Linked DNA regions of Homo sapiens: region 2 is linked to region 1. Evidence: chromatin contacts called from ENCODE Hi-C or POLR2A ChIA-PET data. All regions are on one chromosome and are shown on one strand. Each heading gives the region's core, a stretch centred on a gene start or an enhancer-like site at or near the end of the contact. The rest is flanking DNA. Distances are from core to core; before and after follow the strand shown. Region 1 has its middle 14 kb from the start of ITPR2. Region 2 overlaps TM7SF3 (transmembrane 7 superfamily member 3).

Region 1 (4,873 bases), core at 2,112-4,611:
ATATATACATATATATATTTTGGAGAGAGGATCTTGCTCTGTCAGCACCCAGTCTGGAGTGCAGTGGTGCCTGGTCCCATCAAAGCCCACTGCAGCCTCAAACACCTGGGCTCAAGCAATCCTTCTGCCCCTGCCCCCTGAGTAGCTGGGACTACAGGCACACGCCACCATGCCTGTCTAATTGAAAGAAAATTTTTTGTAGAGACAGGGTCTTGCTATGTTGCCCAGGCTGTTAATATATTTTGTGATTGAAAATATTTAACATTCTTCTATTTAATACAAATAACTCACCTACCTTTTCTGTAATTGATAGTCTCTACAATTAATAATTTTCTTAAAATATTACGTTTTGAGGGTTTTTTTTGGCATGTATGACTTGGAGGACGTGTGTCATTATACTTATTGTTTATAAATGACCATGTATGGTTTGATTCTTTTTTTTCCCCCTCAGAGTATTGGTTTTCTAAACTCTTATTTCCTCCACCCCACCACGTGCTTTTTAACAACATATATGACCATATCTCCCTGTTACTGGAATGTGGCAGCTCAAGAAATTCAGGGGCTTAATTTTTATTGTGAAGTTGAAGCACAGTCCAGTTTAATTCGGCTTAACATTTTGTTTAGAAAATAAAGAGGAAAATAACCATTTTAGTAGTGGAGGAGATTTTGCCTGCTTCTCACTAGGGTTAGCTCCTGGAAAGAACATGAGAAGGGAGTTGTTCATTTGCTATTTTGTCTCAGTAGGCACCATGCCTTTGGGAGTGTGAGTACCTGACGGTTCTTGATGAGATTCTAATGCTTAAAAGGTAATTTTTTCAGCCTGGGCAACATAATTAGACTCCGTCTCTACAAAATATATAAAAAAAATAGCCAGGCATGGTGGTGCACACCTGTGGTCCCAGCTACTCAGGAGGCTGTGGTGGGAAGATCACTTGAGCCAGGGATGTTGAGGCTGCAGTGAGCCGTGATGGCACCACTGCATGCTAGCCTGTATGAAAAGTGAGACTCTCAAAAAAAATAAAAAAGTTTTGTTCTTTAGTTAATTCAGTTTTTACTTTAATTCTGATTTTAGATGTCAATCATCAAACAAGATGTAACTGGACTGTGTAATTCATAAAAAATTAATATTAATTTTTCCTTTTCCCCTTAGACCATTCTACATGGCTTACAAAAATGGTCTGATGTTTTATAAGGGATAGTTAAGTCCAACTCCTTGCAGGATCATGTATAACTACCACTTAACATAATGATTGCCACACAGTAGTTGCTCAATAAATATTTGCTGCATGAGTAAAATGACTGCCAGTATATCCCATTAACTTTCAATAAACAGGTACTAATTATTCAATTTATTTTTGAGACAGGGTTTGGCTGTATCCCTCACGCTGGAGTGCAGCGGTGCGATCTCCTGAATAGCTGGGACTATAGGTGCGCAACACCATGCCAAGCTTATTTTGTTTATTTTTTGTAAAGACAAGGTTTCACTATGTTGCCCAAGGCTTGGGATTACAGATGTAAGCCACCACAGACCAGTTACATTTTAAAGCATTAAAATGTTCATATCTGCTTGCTTTATGAATAGAACATTGTCAGATGATAACATAGTTTTTTCCCCCCCAAATCCTGTACCTGATTGGCTACAAGTTGACCCAGTCATGGTGCACACCAGTTTAGAGAAAAATGAAAGCTGATATTTTTATTAGTGTGGGGGAAGAAACGGGTGAATATTAAGAAGTGGAGGCTGGACGTGGTGGCTTACATTTATAGTACCAGCATTTTGGGAGGCTGAGGTGGGAGGATTGCTCAAGCCCAGGAGCTTGAGACCAGCCTGGGCAACATGGTGAGACCCTGCCTCTACAAAAAATAAACAAAGTTAGTCGGGTGTGGTGGTGTTATGCTCGTGTTCCCAGCTATTTAGGAAGCTGAGGTAGGAGAATTGCTTGAGCCCAGGAGGTTGAGACTGCAGTGAGTCTTGATCACACCAGCCTTGGCAACAGAGGGAGACCCTGTCTCAAAAAAAAAAAAAAAAGAAAAGAAAAAAAGAAAAAGTGGACTAAGGTGAAAGCATCTAATGCAACACTGACTTAGACAAAAGCTATATTATTAGGTTAGTGCAAAAGTTATTGCAGTTTTGCTATTAAAAGTAACTTTTGCACCAACCCAATAGAAACAACCACGATGGCTGGGAATAGTGGTGTGCACCCGTAGTCCCAGCTACTCAGGAGGCTGAGGCACAGGATCGCTTGAGCGCAGGAATTCAAGGCTGCAGTGAACTGTGATTGGGCCACTGCATTCCAGCCTGGGCAACAGAGTGAGACCTTGTTTTTAAAAACAAAAAACAAACCAAAACCATGAATGGTGCCTGATGACTGATGCTGTTTGGATTGATGGGATGTGTCTTAGCAGGGTGAGAGTAGAGAGAAAGAGATCTCTCTCCCAAAATATTCATCTTTGGTCGAAGAATAGGCTGACAAGAAGAAAATCTATAAGGAAAAAAAAAAGTTAGATAAACATCAAGTTAGAAGAAAATACTAATGACTAACAACCAGATGATAATTTTAAACTTTAAGAGTGAAAGTAAAGTTAATATAGAATTTTTTTTTTTTTTTTTTGAGACAGAGTCTCGCTCTTTCGCCCAGGCCTGACTGCAGTGGCGCTATCTCGGCTCACTGCAAGCTCCGCCTCCCACGTTCACGCCATTCTCCTGCCTCAGTCTCCCGAGTAGCTGGGACTGCAGGCGCCCACCACTGCACCCGGCTAATTTTTTTTTTTATTATTTTTAGTAGAGACAGGGTTTCACCGTGTTAGCCACGATGGTCTCGATCTCATGACCTCGTGATCCGCCCGCCTCGGCCTCCCAAAGTGCTGGGATTACAGGCGTGAGCCACCGCGTCCGGCCCAATGTAGATTTTTAATATAGTTGCTGAAAAACCAATATAATAGAACTTTATATGGATGTGTGTATGCCTGTGTGTTGGAGGAATGACATATATTAAGAATCCTTAGTATCAGAGACATAGGCAATTATGGAACAACTCTAGGAGAAAATATCCTGGACAACTGGGAATGGAGAAACTGTGGCCTGTGGGTAAAATAGCATGCTTTTCGGAAGCAAACAGAACAGTTACTGCTGGCTTAATCTACTGCTTAATCTACCTGCCTACCCTTTAGTTCCACACATTGCCATTTACACTTTCTTTCAGAAATTCCACAATACAGATGCTTAAATAGTCTCAAGGAAGTGAGCACATATTCAAAACCTGGTGTCCTGTTATCTCAGTTTACATACAAATATGGGTAGGAAGTGACGTATGGAGCAGGTGTCTATCATTTCAGGGAAATGAAAGTCCGTGTGAAGCAGCTGTGATGGGTATATTCGTACTATTTGAAAAAAATTTCGAGTTTTCTCTAGTGTAAACCTATTTCAATGGAAAAATACTGGATTAGATTCACACCTGTCTTAGAACATTCTTCAGAGTAGATGGAAGCTGATTTGGAAGAGCTTGGGGAGCTAAGTTTAGGTCCATATATTTGACTTATCTCTAAAAAGCTCCTATTGAAAAGAGTTTAGCATCTTACCTCTCTGTCAGTGTCTCTGTATCATTTATTGCAAGCTTTATTCAATGCAAAGCCTGCTCCAGTTTGATAAGCAGAGATTGTAACGGTGAGCGAGGCCACATCTGTGCTTAGCCGGGAGCTCATAGCTACCGCAAAAATGGTAACAAGTTTAGTTGCAACACTTTCCTGGAACATGGTACTCAGAAATAAGCAGACACCAGACACTGATAAGGTTGTCATGGAGAACTACATTCCAATCTTCAGAAATCTGTTTCTGCCAGGAAGGGTGGATTCAAATTCTACTGGCTTCTTGAATTTCCACATGTACTTTTTTCCTCTGAGATATTCTGAAAGATGCCAGGAGATACTGGCCCAGGAAAAATGAATTGCTAAAACGCCACGAAGCTGTATGTGCTGTCCTTATGATTTCATTACAAAGAACATGATAATCATTTTCTTAAAAATATGCACCTATAGGAAAAGATCAATTAAAACACCGAGAGGGAATTTCCCATCATGTCTTCTGCGCAGCGGAAACTAATGATTCCCTCTTTTACTGCTCTGCCCTCACTCTACTGTGCCATTATCAGATTTTGCTGGAAAAAGCCTTCCTTATAATTTTGGGGGGAATTTTTTTTTCTTAAAAGCAAATGCCATTTATTGTGGAACAGTTTATATTTTTCTTTAAAAAATAGATCCTCTCTAAAAGAAGAAAGGAGAAAAAATTACCATAGTTTTATTATAGTAGTATTTTTTGTTGATTATTGTTTTTTCCCTAGTGATTCAATCTTGCTTTTAAAGTCATCATATAGGCAGGGCGAGATGGCTCACACCTTTAATCCCAGCACTTTGGGAGGCTGAGGTGGGTGGATCACCTGAGGTCAGGAGCTCGAGACCAGCCTGGCTAACGTGAAACCCTGTCTGTCTCTACTAAAAATACAAAAATTAGCTGGGCGTGGTGGTGGGTGCCTGTAATCCCAGCTACTCAGGAGGCTGAGTATATGACATATATTAAGAATCCCTAGTATCAGAGACACAGGCAATTATGGAACAACTCTAGGAGAAAATATCCCGGACAACTGGGAATGGAGAAATTGTGGCCTCCAGGGGGCGGAGGTTGCAGTGAGTCAAGACCGTGCCACTGCACTCCAGCCGGGGCGACGAGCAAAACTTCGTTTCAAAAAAATAAAAAAAAATAAAAAAATAAAAATAAAGTCATCATATAAATCATTTTACATATTATTACATATTCTTAGTAAGAATTGCTTACTATACTCCCTGGCAGCTGCTACAGTGTAATCACTAATTTGCTACT
Region 2 (4,945 bases), core at 2,264-4,763, 150 kb before region 1:
AGTAGTGATGCCTATTTCTACATCTGAGGAAGCAGAACTTGGATAAAGAGATGTCAGCATCACCAGTGATAAAACAGACCTAGCTGGCAGCATCTTGGGCCTTGATTTCTATGCAGAAAGGGTCTTAGTTGTCCTTAATTATCATTTTATTTCTTGGACTGCCTTTAGTTCCCACTGTTATATTACTTAGAAGATGATGGCCAGAACTGCACATGGCTCAGGAAGTGAGTGGTCTGTGTAAAGAGAAGTGCTTCTGTTTCCTGTGCCCTTCCTAATAAAGTGTGGCACTTTTGTTTTTTTTGAGTCGTGATGGCAATTGGCTCTTTGAAACTGTTGACTTGATCATTTATCAATTAATATTTGAGTCATTCTTTCTTATGCTTATCAAATTGAAACTACTCTGCTACCTTTTCCTTCCCATTTCCTTAGCTTTGATAGAACCTCTTGAGTCTGTTACCTTTTAGCTTAGCATTTTATTATTCAAAAAACTTTCCAAGCAGATGGGAGTGGGGGATGGTAGAGAGGAAGTGTGTGAGGAAGGATTAGGAAGGGGCACAAGGAAACTTGGGGTGATGCATACATTTGCTATTTTGATTGTGGTAATGGTTTCACAGGTGTCTGTATATCAACACTTAAAAGTATACTTTATGGGCCGGGCACGGTGGCTCACGCCTGTAATCCCAGCACTTTGGGAGGCTGATGCTGGCGGATCACGAGGTCAGGAGATCAAGACCATCCTGGCTAACATGGTGAAACCTCGTCTCTACTAAAAGTACAAAAAATTAGCCAGGTGTGGTGGCAGGCGCCTGTAGTCCCAGCTACTTGGGAGGCTGAGACAGGAGAATGGCGTGAACCCGGGAGGCGGAGCTTGTAGTAAGCTGAGATCGCGCCACTGCACTCTAGCCTGGGTGACAGAGCGAGACTCCATCTCAAAAAAAAAGAAAAATTATACTTTATGTACAGTTTATAGTTTGTCAGTTATAACACAATTTAAAAGGTACCTCGAAAACTGAACTCCTTGGGGCCAGGTCTCATGTTTTTGTCCTAGTGGTCTTAGAAACTAAGATAAAACATTATTTGACATAGTAAATCTTAATTCAAATTAATTGAAACACTTGGGAATTTCACTGTGCATCTGCTATTCCTGATCAAAGATTATTTTTACAGACAGAATGTTTGTGTCTTCACAAAATTCACAGTTGAAATACTCATCCTCAGTGTGTTATATTAGGAAGTGGAGTCTTTGGGAAGTGATTAGGTCATGGGCCCCCATTTAGAGCCCTCATGAATGGGATTAGTGGCCTTATAAAAGGGACCCCAGATATGTTTCTTGCCCTTTCTCTGTCATGTGAGGATACAACAAGAAGTTGGGAGTCTTCAGCCTATAAGACAGCTTTCATCAGAACCCGACTGTGTTGGCACCGCTATCATGAACCACCAGACTCTAGAATTGCGAAAATAAATTTCTGTTGTTTATAACCACCTTACCTGTGGTACTTTGTTATAGCAGCCTTAACTAAGACAATCGTATATTTTTCAAGAATGCTTTTTCCATGTATATGTGTGGGCATGTGAACATAGAGATGAAAAGAATTCCCTGGTTATTTAAGGAAGGTTTTTTTTTTCTATTTGTTTTGGGAAGATTTGGAATAGGACATGCACACTGGATCAGCTCAGTAATTTATGTTTTGGTCGACTTCCTATTCATGACAATGTTTCTTCTGGACTGCAGACTCTCCTTTCCAATTCCTCGGAAACAGGCACTGCCAGTGGACTGGTTTTCATCCTTAGACCAGAGCAGAGTACATGCACTTGGTACTTGGGGACTTCAGGCATACAGCCTGTCCAGAATATGGCTATCCTACTCTCCTACTCAGAAAGAGGTAACCCTTCTGTCTTCTCCTCCCTCTTACTCTTTGGAATATGGAATGTGTTCATGAAACTTTAAGGAAAATTATCCTATTGAGATTGTTTGTTGCAAGTATAATTTATATAATCGGATTTTTTTTTTTTGAGATGGAGTCTCGCACTGTCACCCAGGCTGGAGTGTAGTGGCGCGATCTCGGCTCACTGCAACCTCTGCCTCCCGGGTTCAAGCGATTCTCCTGCCTCAGCCTCCCAAGTAGCTGGGATTACAGGCGCCCGCCACCAGGCCCAGCTAATTTTTTGTATTTTTAGTAGAGATGGCGTTTCACCATGTTGGCCAGGCTGGTCTCGAACTCCTGACCTTGTGATTCGCCCGCCTCAGCCTCCCAAAGTGCTGGGATTGCAGGCATGAGCCACTGCGCCCAGCCTATAATCAGAAATATTTTATAGTAAGAGAATTAGCACGATGACTGAAAGCTCAGGTAGTGACTAGGAGAACATGTTTATTCATTCGAAAAACATTTAGGGAGCCCTTGGAGAAGCAGTAATAGTTAAGGCAAGACATAGTCCTTAACAGTTTAGTTGTTCTAAGCAGAAGCAGTAAGCTCGACGTCATGAAGAAAAATGATTTGGAGAATGGCACGTTGTGAGTGTGGCTGCAGCTGGAGTGTGGAGGGCCTTGCATACAATTTGAGGTTTGTACTTTATTTCGAGGTAGGTTCTAAGGAGGCATAGAGTTTTTAAGCAGAGGAATGGTGTAGTCCATTTCATCTCTTAGAAAGCTAACTCTAGAAGTAGTGTGGGGATGGATTGGAGAGGGCGCAGCAGAGTCAGGACTCAGCACAAAATGAGAAATGAGGATCTGAACAGAGGCCATGAGAGGCGGGATGGAGAAGAGGAGCAGGATTTGAGATATCCAGAAGGTGGAATTGATACAACACAATGACTGGTGGTTATGGAGTATAAGAGGGAAGCATAGGTTTCCTATTTGGGCAGCAGGGAAATAGTGATACAAAATAGGTGTAGGAACAGGGTTATGGTGGTGCTGGATGTTTTGGGAGGTGGGACGGAGTAGGTGATGACTTCAGTTTGGGACACAGTCTGAGATGCTTGTAGGACATTTGGATGGAAATGCAGAGTACATAATTTAAATAAGGGCCTGGAGTGGAGGGGTGAGATTAGATTCCCAACTAAATAGCTGTTAATAAAAGCTGTGGCAGTGAGTGAGATTATCCAGGCATGTACTTGGATATTTAGGGCAAAAAAATCATAGCAAATACTTTACTAGTGCCTACTATGTGTCAGGCACTGTTTCTGGTGGATAATAACTCCTGAGGAATAAGCACAACACTGTGGAGTAGTCAAGAAGGTAGGAAGAAAGCCTGGAGTTTCTGCCTTTAAAAGGGAGCAGGCCGGGCACGGTGGCTCACACCTGTAATCCCAGCACTTTGGGAGGCCGAAGCAGGTTGCAGGTATAATTTATATAATCGGGAGTTTGAGACTAGCCTGGCCAACATGGCGAAACTCTATCTCTACTAAAAATACAAAAATTAGTCAGGTGTGGTGGCAGGTGCCTACAATCCCAGGTACTCAGGAGGCTGCGGCAGGAGAATTGCTTGAACCCGGTGGGCAGAGGTTGCAGTGAGCTGAGATTGCGCCACTTCACTCCAGCTTGGGTGATAGAGCAAGACTCCGTCTCAAAAAAAAAAAAAAAAAAAAGGAAGTGGTAAGTTACAGTCTACGGAGAGGTCAAGAGAACTGACTGAAAGTGTCCGTATGCTAGAGCAAGTAGGAGTCAGCGGTGGCCCTTTATGAGAGTCACTTTAGTGGCACAACAGGGATGGAGGAGTGAAGGTGAGGTGAATAAATTTAGACTACTCTTAAAGCTTGGGGGTAAAGGGAAGGAGAGGGAGCGCTAGTTAGGAAAGGAGGGAGAATCCAGAAGATTACTGGAGTAGAAGATAGGAAATGTTAGCTATAACAAAAGGCTAATTACCTGATAAGAAACCATAGACTTAATTAAGGCTTGCGTCAAGGACAGTGTACAAAGAAAAATTATGAACAGAGGAGCTTCAGCTGGCATACATACCATTTGTGGTGTGGTAAAGATCCATAAGTGCAGAAAAAGGAGAGTATGAAAGAAGAGCATAGAATTTGGAGGAAGATTCCAACATGATATTGAAACATATATACACACTGTGTATCTGCATTCCAAACCTGGCCAGAAGTAGTCAACCAATAGCCGATCTTTTTAACTCTAGAGGAAAGGTTGGCAAACTACAGACCATGAGCCAGATCCAGCTTGCTGCCTGTTTTTGTACATAAAGTTTTACTGAAACACAGCTATGCCTCTTCCTGTACGTATTGCCTGTGGCTGCTTTCCTGCCACAAGGACTGGGGTGGGTAGTTACTGCAGAGACCATCAGACTGACAAAGCCTAAAATACTATTAGGCCTTTTACAGAAAATTTTGGCTCTGCCCTGCTCTAGGGCCCTGAACCTCAGTTAACTCTACCCTCTTTAACCTCAGTTCATGAAATAGTATACGACTAGAAGCTCTACGTTTATATTTAACTTCTATTTGGGAAGTTTTTGTAAGAGTAGATAGAGTTCTGTTTTTCTGAGTATGATTTGGATATGTAGGAATTGTTTGTTTAGTAACTTCCCTATTTCTTATCCAGATCCTGTCCCTGGAGGCTGTAATTTGGAGTTCGATTTAGATATTGATCCCAACATTTACTTGGAGTATAATTTCTTTGAAACGACTATCAAGTTTGCCCCAGCAAACCTAGGCTATGCGAGGTACGTCTGTCTCCCATGTCTGAGAAATGCTTTTAGAATATACATGACGACAGTTGTGTAGATTTGACCAGCTCTCTCAAGTCCCTAATTCTCTGTAGTAAAATTGAGTTAATTTTTGGGGGGAATTGATGTAATTTAAACTTCACTATTAATATTTGGACTGTCATTTACAGTTAATATTTTCCCACTTCATTCTTGTGAACTCTTTTTATTTGAAGAGCCAGATGTGAGTCTATTATGAGCTTGAAAATACATCCTGGTTTTTATAAAGCACTTTA

What was found. Hi-C counts contacts between places; a loop is a spot of excess contacts on that map. ChIA-PET counts read pairs that join two places held with the same protein, here RNA polymerase II (POLR2A).
Region 2: POLR2A ChIA-PET joins it to region 1 with 13 read pairs in Panc1. The contact joins two enhancer-like sites. A Hi-C loop is called at or near these places in 1 of 168 maps with a recorded cell type or tissue (MCF 10A). POLR2A ChIA-PET finds 5 or more read pairs at or near these places in 3 of 52 experiments (HepG2, Panc1 and activated naive CD4-positive, alpha-beta T cell).

What each region holds. Positions count from the first base shown.
Region 1 is chr12:26,845,044-26,849,916 of GRCh38, reverse strand. No RefSeq gene overlaps it. Among named protein-coding and RNA genes, the nearest start is that of ITPR2, 14 kb to the right of the region's middle. RefSeq lists a silencer at 4,547-4,841. Within about 2 kb of position 3,361, at least 3 of the 41 ENCODE cell types and tissues checked have a DNase peak (open chromatin) inside an H3K27ac peak, as active enhancers do.
Region 2 is chr12:26,996,464-27,001,408 of GRCh38, reverse strand. It overlaps TM7SF3 (transmembrane 7 superfamily member 3), which reads left to right. Exons shown (of 12, transcript NM_016551.3): 3 at 1,733-1,883; 4 at 4,547-4,667. Among named protein-coding and RNA genes, the nearest start is that of TM7SF3, 15 kb to the left of the region's middle. Within about 2 kb of position 3,513, at least 3 of the 41 ENCODE cell types and tissues checked have a DNase peak (open chromatin) inside an H3K27ac peak, as active enhancers do.